2 separate regions of the Homo sapiens genome follow, and region 1 is linked to region 2. The links are chromatin loops, found by intact Hi-C in ENCODE. Cell type or tissue: PC-9. All regions are shown on one strand.

Region 1 (4,000 bases), 160 kb after region 2:
TCTCTTGCCTTAGCCTCTCAAGCAGCTGGGATTATAGGCGCCCACCATGCCTGGCTAATTTTTGTATTTTTAATAGAAGCAGGATTTCAATATGTTGGCCAGGCAGGTCTTGAACTCCTGATCTCAGGTGATCTGGCCATGTTGGCCTCCCAAAGTGCTGGGATTACAGGCGTGATCCACTGTGTCCGGCCATCCATTCATTTTCATTGGTATGGAGACAGGTTGCTTAATCATTCACCTATTGAAGGAAATTTTGGTTGTTTCCAGTTTTGCACTATTACTAATAAAGTTTCTGTGAACATTCATGTACAGGATCTTGTGTGAACATGTTTTCATTGTTTAAATAAGTGCTCACGAATATGATTGCTGGATTATATGGTAAGGGTATGTTCAGTTTTCATTTTTATTATTATTATTTTTGAGACAACATCTCATTCTGTTGCCCAGGTTTGAGTGCTGTGGTGTGATCTCAGCTCGCTGCAGCCTCAACTTCTTGGGCTCAAGCAATCCTCCCACTTCAGCCTCCTGAGTAGCTGGGACCACAGGCATCTGCCACCACACTCAGTTAATTTTTTTTTTTTTTTTTTAGAGACAGGATTTTGCCATGTTGTCCAGGCTGGTCTCAAACTCCTGAGCTTAAGCGATCTGCCCACCTTGGCCTCCCAAAGTGCTGGGATTATAGGTGTGAGCCATCACTCCTGGCCTGTATGTTCAATTTTTTTTTTTTTTGAGACTCTGTTGCCCAAGCTGGAGTGCAGTGCACTCTCAGCTCACTGCAACCTTTGCCTCCCAGGTTCAAGTGATTCTCCTGCCTCAGCCTCCTGAGTAGTTGGGACTACAAGCACGTGCCACCACACCCAGCTAATTTTTGTATTTTTAGTAGAGACAGGGTTTTACTATGTTGGTCAGGCTGGTCTTGAACTCCTGACCTCAGGTAATCCACCCAAAGTGCTGGGATTACAGACGTGAGCCACTGTACCTGGCCTGTATGCTCAATTTTTAAAGCAACTACCAAACTATTTCTGGAGTGGGCATACCATTTAGTCATCTCACCAGCAATGTATGAGATATCTAATTTAACTGCATCCTTGCTACCGTTTGGTATTTACATTAATTTTTATTTTAGTTGTTTTAAGACTTGTGTAGTGATATCCCAGCTTGATTTTAATTTGTATTTCCCTGATGGCTAGTGATGTTGGACATCTTTTCATGGTCTTATTTGCTAATGTGTATCTTCTTCACTGATATGTCTCTTCATGTTTGAATTTGAAAAATTCAAATTATAATTTTTTCTTTCATGAATTATTCTTTTTGTTTTGCATCACTGTATTCTTTATTGTTTTTTTTTTTTTTTTTCTGTGCTAATATCTTTCTCCTCTTCTTCAGGCTCATCATTGATCAGAATGTTAGAGTCTTTGGTATGGTTTCATACATTCCTCAGGCTATGCTTTTTTTTCTCAATCATCTTTTTCCCTCTGTTGTTCATATTAGATGATTTTTATTGCTCTATCTTCTAGCTTCCCGATTCTTTAATTTTCATATACATTCAGTTATTGAGCCTCTCCAGGGAATTTTTTATTTCTGTTATTTTATATTTCATTTCCGTAATTTTCCATTTGGTTCTTTTTTTATAGCCACTAATTCTTTGCCAGGAATTAGTGTAATTGTTTCAAGAGTGTTTGCTGTCACCTAATGGAGCATGGTTATAATTGCTTTAAAATATTTATCTAATAATTTCAACATCTCTGTTATCTTGGGATTGCCATCTGTTAATTGCCTTTTCCTCTGAGAATTTTAAAAAAGGTTTTCCTGGCTCTTATGTATGTTGGATAATTGTGGATTCTCTCTTGGATATTTTGAATATTATGTTACAAGATTTTGGGTCCTAATAAAATCTTCTGGGGGAATGTTGATTTTTTTTTTTTTTTTTTTTGAGACAGGGTCTCACTCTGTAGCCCAGGCTGGAGTGCAGTGGTGCTATCTCTGCTCACTGCAGCCTTGACCTCCTGGCATCAGTTGATCCACCTCAGTGGCCCCCAAGTAGCTGGAACTTCAGGTGTGTGCCACCACACCTTGCTATTTTTTTGTTTTGTTTTGTTTTGCTTTTGCTTTTGTAAAGATGGGGTTTCATCATGTTTCCTAGGCTGGCCTCAAACTCCTGAGCTCAAGCAATCCACCTGCCTTGGCCTCCCAAAGTGCTGAGATTACAGGTGTGAGCCACAGTGCCCAGCCTGTTTTGCTTTATTTTAACAGGCAGTTAACTTAGTTGGCTTTGCTCTGCAAGTCTTGACCCATTTTCTTTAGGCTGTGCATTCAATGTTAATTTAATTTCAAAGCTGTTGCAGTGCTATTTTGTCTGCTTTACATGTGTGCCACCTAGGGGCCAGTCTGGGTCCTGGAGAGTGTTCAATGTTGTAGTTTAGTTCTCAAAGTCTTTGCTATGTTGATTCTTGTCCATTCCATAGCTCACGGATGATCTCAGGACTTTACACATTGATCTAAAGGCTCTCGTCTTTAGCTCCTTCTACTCTGTGATGTTCCTCACACATAGCAATTCTTAGGGTCACTCTTTCCTGGTGCCCTAGTTAGGAAGCTGGTACTTTAGCGTTTCTGTGCTGTTGCATGCTTCCTATGACAGCGTGCACTTCAGGGCAAAGCAGCAAGTCATGGAGGCTGCGGGGCTGCTATCACCACTGCCACCACTGCAGGAGTCCAGATTTGTTATGGGTGTTCACCGGAACTAGGGTTGGGAGACGCGACAGAGCTCCATACTGCAGGGACTCTTTTGTAGGTTCTCTGGTGAGTGTAAGAGTGTGTGTTTTTATTTTTTCTCTCCCTTGGAGCCTTTTCCATATGTCACAATTCCAGGATTTCGGTTGCCCCAAACTCTATGTAAGGCAATATGAGAGGAACCAAATTTTAAGAAAAAGGGAAAAAAATTTACTGCCATCTGGGTTATTTGCTGAGTTTGATTTCTCTGTGCAGTCTCTCTGCTTCTATTTACTTTTCAACATTCTTCAATAACTTTTTTCTATACTATTTTAAGACATATTAGTTGCAGTAAGTGGGAGATAGGGTGGGATGGTCTTAATCCATCCTAACTGGAAACAGAACCTTAAATCTTGGCTTTGAAGTAAAAAGGTCATGGTCCAGATATAAGGCAGGATAATTTGGAAGAATATTTATCAAATTTTAAAAAATTTACTCTCTAGGAGTCTAGATAAATTTGTCTAAAATACAAATGGATGAGACTATTAGGAAAAACTGAATGGAAATAGTTTTAAGAGGGACCCTGTACCCATCTCTTCTCCCCTACCATGTTATCTCCAAGGTGGAGACAACACAGCCCCAAATAGCACTTGGGACCTGAGTGTAGAGGAGGCTAGTGCTCCACTTCCACCTGAAGACCTGGGCGGTAAAAGCCTTCCAGGGAATCTGTGCTCTCATGGCATGAGAGTGGTAGAATAGAGATGACAGGGGGTCATTGAGGCAGAGATAGTCCCACGGAGTTACTCTTGGTACCAGGGATGTCAAAGAACAGCTGAGGGTTCTCTATGTCTCTGAGAAAAGGGGGAGAGAGGTCTCATGGTCAGGATGAGAGGTCATAGCAACAAAGGGCCTGTGGCCCTAGAGACAGGAGCCCAAATTTAAATGTGGGCATTTCAGTAGAGTTCAGCAGTGAGACAGGGAGATGTGGCGGATTGCTCAGGACCATCCAACATCGTGAATGTTGGTAAGGGGAGAGATCAGACCTGTGTACAAATTTGGGAGCAGTGAGTGCATGAGTGGTATGGTATTTAAAGCCATGAGCTTGGCTGAGGTGTGGGTGAGAGGAGAAACTGGCAAACGCTGAGTCCAGGACACTCTGAAGTTCAGAGGATGGAAAGAGGAGGAGGAAATGATAGAGACTGAGAAGGTTGGGCCAGAGAGGTGGGAGGGGAGGTAAGATAAAATGGTGAGGAAGAATGAAGTACTGTGCCAAACACCACTGCTGGGGTCA
Region 2 (4,000 bases):
ATATGTATGTGGGGAAAAGAGAGATCAGACTGTTACTGTCTCTACGTAGAAAGAAGTAGGCATAAGAGACTCCATTTTGTTCTGTACTAAGAAAAATTCTTCTACCTTGAGATGCTGTTAATTTGTAACCCTACCCCAACCCTGTGCTGGCTGAAACATGTGCTGTGTCAACTCAAGGTTAAATGGATTAAGGGCTGTGCAGGATGTGCTTTGTCAAACAAATGCTTGAAGGCAGCATGCTTGTTAAGTCATCACCACTCCCTACTCTCAAGTACCCAGGGACACAAAACACTGCGGAAGGCCGCAGGGACCTCTGTCTAGGAAAGCCAGGTATTGTCCAAGGTTTCTCCCCATGTGATAGTCTGAAATATGGCCTCACGGGAAGGGAAAGACCTGACCATCCCCCAGCCCGACACCCGTAAAGGGTCTGTGCTGAGGAGGATCAGTAAAAGAGGAAGGCCTCTTTGCAGCTGAGATCAGAGGAAGGCATCTGTCTCCTGCTCGTCCCTGGGCAATGGAATGTCTCGGTGTAAAACCCGATTGAATATCCCATCTCCTGAGATAGGAGAAAACCGCCTTAGGGCTGGAGGTAAGACATGCTGGCAGCAATATTGCTCTTTAAGGCATTGAGATGTTTATGTATATGCACATCAAAAGCACAGCACTTTTTTCTTTACCTTATGATGCAGAGACATTTGTTCACATGTTTTCCTGCTGACCCTCTCTCCACTATTACCCTATTGTCCTGCCACATCCCCCCTCTCCGAGAAACACCCCATAATGATCAATAAATACTAAGGGAACTCAGAGACTGGTGCCGGCGCGGGTCCTCCGTATGCTGAGCGCTGGTCCCCTGGGCCCACTCTTCTTTCTCTATACTTTGTCTCTTTGTCTCTTTCTTTTCTCAAGTCTCTCGTTCCACCTGACGAGAAACGCCCACAGGTGGGGAGGGGCAGGCCACCCCTTCATATGTACACATGACTCAAGCCTCATATATTCTCTTTAGCTTAAGACAGGAGTGCTAGTTTTATTTCTACCTCCTTTATCACCTTGTTGGGTTTTTTTAAGAAACAGGATCTGATGGAATACTATGCAGCCATAAAAAAGAACAAGATCGTGTCCTTTGCAGGGACATGGATGGAGCTGGAGGCCGTTATCCACAGCAAACTAACACAGGAACAGAAAAACAAATACTCTATGTTCTCACTTGTAAGTGGGAGCTAAATAATGAGAACACATGAACACAAAGCGGAGCAACAGACACTGAGATCTACTTGAGGGTGGGGGGTGGGAGGAGGGAGAGGAGCAGAGAAATACCTGTTGGGTATTACTACTTACCGCCTGTATAACAAACCTGCACATATACCTCTGAACCTAAAATAAAAGTTAAAATAAAAAACAAATAAACAACAAAACAAAACAAACCAAAAAAACGGGGTCTGGCCATGCTGCCCAGGCTGGCCTCGAATTCCTGGGCTCCAGTGATCCTCCTGCTTTAGCCTTTTAAGGAGCTGGGATCACAGGAGCAGATACTGCGCCCAGTCCTTTTATCACCTTGTTTTAATTTTACTTGGTTCATAAATTCTTTAATGTAGAAGAAAATGATGAGAAGCAGTTTTTATTACTAAAGGATTCCTGCCTTTGGGATTCACCCATAATTTGTCTAAATAATGAACGTGTTCACCTTTCTGAGATGGAACTTAGCTGCTCAAACTCAACTTTTCAGAGACACCACTTGCAGGTGGTGTGGGCTTCTATGAAAGGACAGCAGCCCTTTGTTTTGAAACTCCAGATATGGAATGTAGAGGCATTTGGGTGACATATAAGGCAGGCTGTTTAACCCAGGGCCCTCCTCCAGATGGGAAGATCATAATTGAAGGCATAAACCTATATAAGGCAAAAGTGGGAGTAGACAGTAAAACCAAAAAACAAAACAAAACAAAACAAAACAAACCCCAAAACAAACAAACAGAAAAACCAAAAAGTGAAGATGGCCAAATGGCGCCTGGAGAGAAAGAACACAAACTACTCGGGCTGTACGTGGACCCAGCAGCGCAGGACTTAAGCGGCAGGTTCCCAGGAAGGCCGGAGGAGGGTGTCCATGTGGGGAGCGTGTGGGTGAAAGCGTGAGGGGGAGTGTGGGGGAAAGGAGCCCAAATCTGCGGCTTAGCTAACAGTCATTTCAAAAAGCAGTTACAACGCCTCCACGCCCCTCCAGCCCCGCCTGGCCCAGCAGAGGGCTCTCTTCTTCCTCCCATCTCTAAGACCACTGCCGGCGCCGCCCCAGAACCGCCCACAAGAGCATGGCCTCTGCACAAAGTGGTGACCCCGCGGCCCTCCTCTCCCCAGCAGCTCATGGTGTGGTGGGCCAGGCTGGCACCTCCTGTGCACTGCAGGAGTCCTCTCAGGGTCAGCTCTCCTGATAGCACACTTGTGACTCCCGACGAAATGGCCCGACCAGATGATTCCCGCTGCAAACTCACGACGGATGAGCCCCACCGTGCGCGCAAAGCTTCCTGCCGGCTTTGCACCGCCTAGCAATTCATGTGACAAGCATCACAGACATGGGAGAAAAGTGTTGTACAGGAAACAGAGAGACGCTACCCGCAAGGGGGAAAAGTGGGGCTAGGAAATCCAGACCCGGAAGCGAGCAGAAGAAAATGAGACAAGCCTACAGTTAATATATTCAGAAGCATAAGAGAAGGTACTGCCTTCATAAAAGAAAAAAATATAGGCTCTAAAAAAGGGAATATGTATAGAAACAAGAAGTCTCAGAAAGTATAATCATGACAGCAGGAATGAAAATTTCCGTAGAGGGGTTAAAATGTGAATTGATATGATCTTCCAGAAGGTGGAACAAAAAGCAGAAAAGGGAAAGAAGAAACACTTTTTAAAAATAATAAATTAGACAGTAAGTTGAATCCTCAGGATGCATGAGTGAAATCCCACGACAACAGTTGTGCATCAGGCCTACCTAACAAGGCTGGAGCAAAATGCTGAGGGCGCCAGAGGGATATCTTGGGAAAAAAAAAAGAAAATAAATGAAAAGAAAGTGAAGGAAGGAATAAAGAAAGGAAGAAATTTATAAGTTATCTGATGTGAATCAACATAATGGGGGAATATTTGTACTTCTGAAGAAGAATTTGGGAAAGTTTTAGTAATAGGAATGCAGAAAACTAAGCAAATTAAAGAAAAATAGGCTGGGCACCAGTGGCTCACGTCTGTAATCCCAGCACTGTGGGAGGCCAAGGCGGGAGGATCCTGAGCCCTGGAGTTTGAGACCAGCCTGGGCAACATAATAAGACCCTTATCTCTACTAAAAAATTTAAAAAACAATCCCACGAGTTTGAAGTTGCAGTGAGCTGTGATTGTTCTCCAACCTGGGCAACAGAGCTGAGACCCTGTCTCAAGAAAAAAAAAATGTAAAGCAATTATTACACTCAGAAACATTTAAAAAAATGGAAGAAAGTAGTATTTAAGTACACTAAATAGCTCAACTGAGAGCTGTTTTGTTCACATAGTCACTGTGAAAACATTGAGTATTGCTTGAACAAAAAGATAATACAGTCTTCTAGCAGTGCCTCAAATGTTAAACCTACATTTACCATGCTATCTAGGAATTCCAGTCTTAGGTATACACCCAAGGAAAACAAAAACTCATGTCCACACAAAAACTTGTACATGAATGTTTGTTGAAGCATTATACATAATGACCAAAAAAATGAAAATAATTCAAATGTCCATCAACTGATGAATAGATAAATAAAATGTCATATATCCATACAATGAAATGTTATTCAGCAATAAAAAATAAATGAAATATTGAGACATACTACATCATAAATGAACCTTGAAAACAGTATGCAAAGTTAAAGAAGCCATTCACAAAAGATCACACATTATAAATGATTCAATTTATATGAAATGTATAGAATAGGTAAATTTATTGAGACAAAGTAGACCAGTGGTTGCCAGGGGCTGGAGGAGTACACTAGGGGAA

The links. Peaks named below come from ENCODE experiments on the same cell type or tissue, not always from the same donor. Only the 100,000 strongest peaks of a DNase experiment are listed, where the experiment ranks them.
Region 1: a loop joins it to region 2, with 11 times the contacts of the local background. A loop is called at or near these places in 12 of 110 quality-filtered maps.

The regions. Positions count from the first base shown.
Region 1 is chr7:48,152,593-48,156,592 of GRCh38, forward strand. No RefSeq gene overlaps it. Among named protein-coding and RNA genes, the nearest start is that of ABCA13, 17 kb to the right of the region's middle. In PC-9, CTCF peaks have their summits at 2,363 (motif pointing left) and 2,564; a DNase peak (open chromatin) is centred at 2,359; H3K27me3 peaks cover 16 bases.
Region 2 is chr7:47,989,672-47,993,671 of GRCh38, forward strand. All of the region lies in intron 8 of SUN3 (Sad1 and UNC84 domain containing 3), which reads right to left. Among named protein-coding and RNA genes, the nearest start is that of HUS1, 12 kb to the left of the region's middle. RefSeq lists enhancers at 1-247, 248-1,088, 2,274-2,503. In PC-9, a CTCF peak has its summit at 2,271 (motif pointing right); DNase peaks (open chromatin) are centred at 2,280 and 2,560; H3K4me3 peaks cover 1,037 bases; H3K27ac peaks cover 995 bases.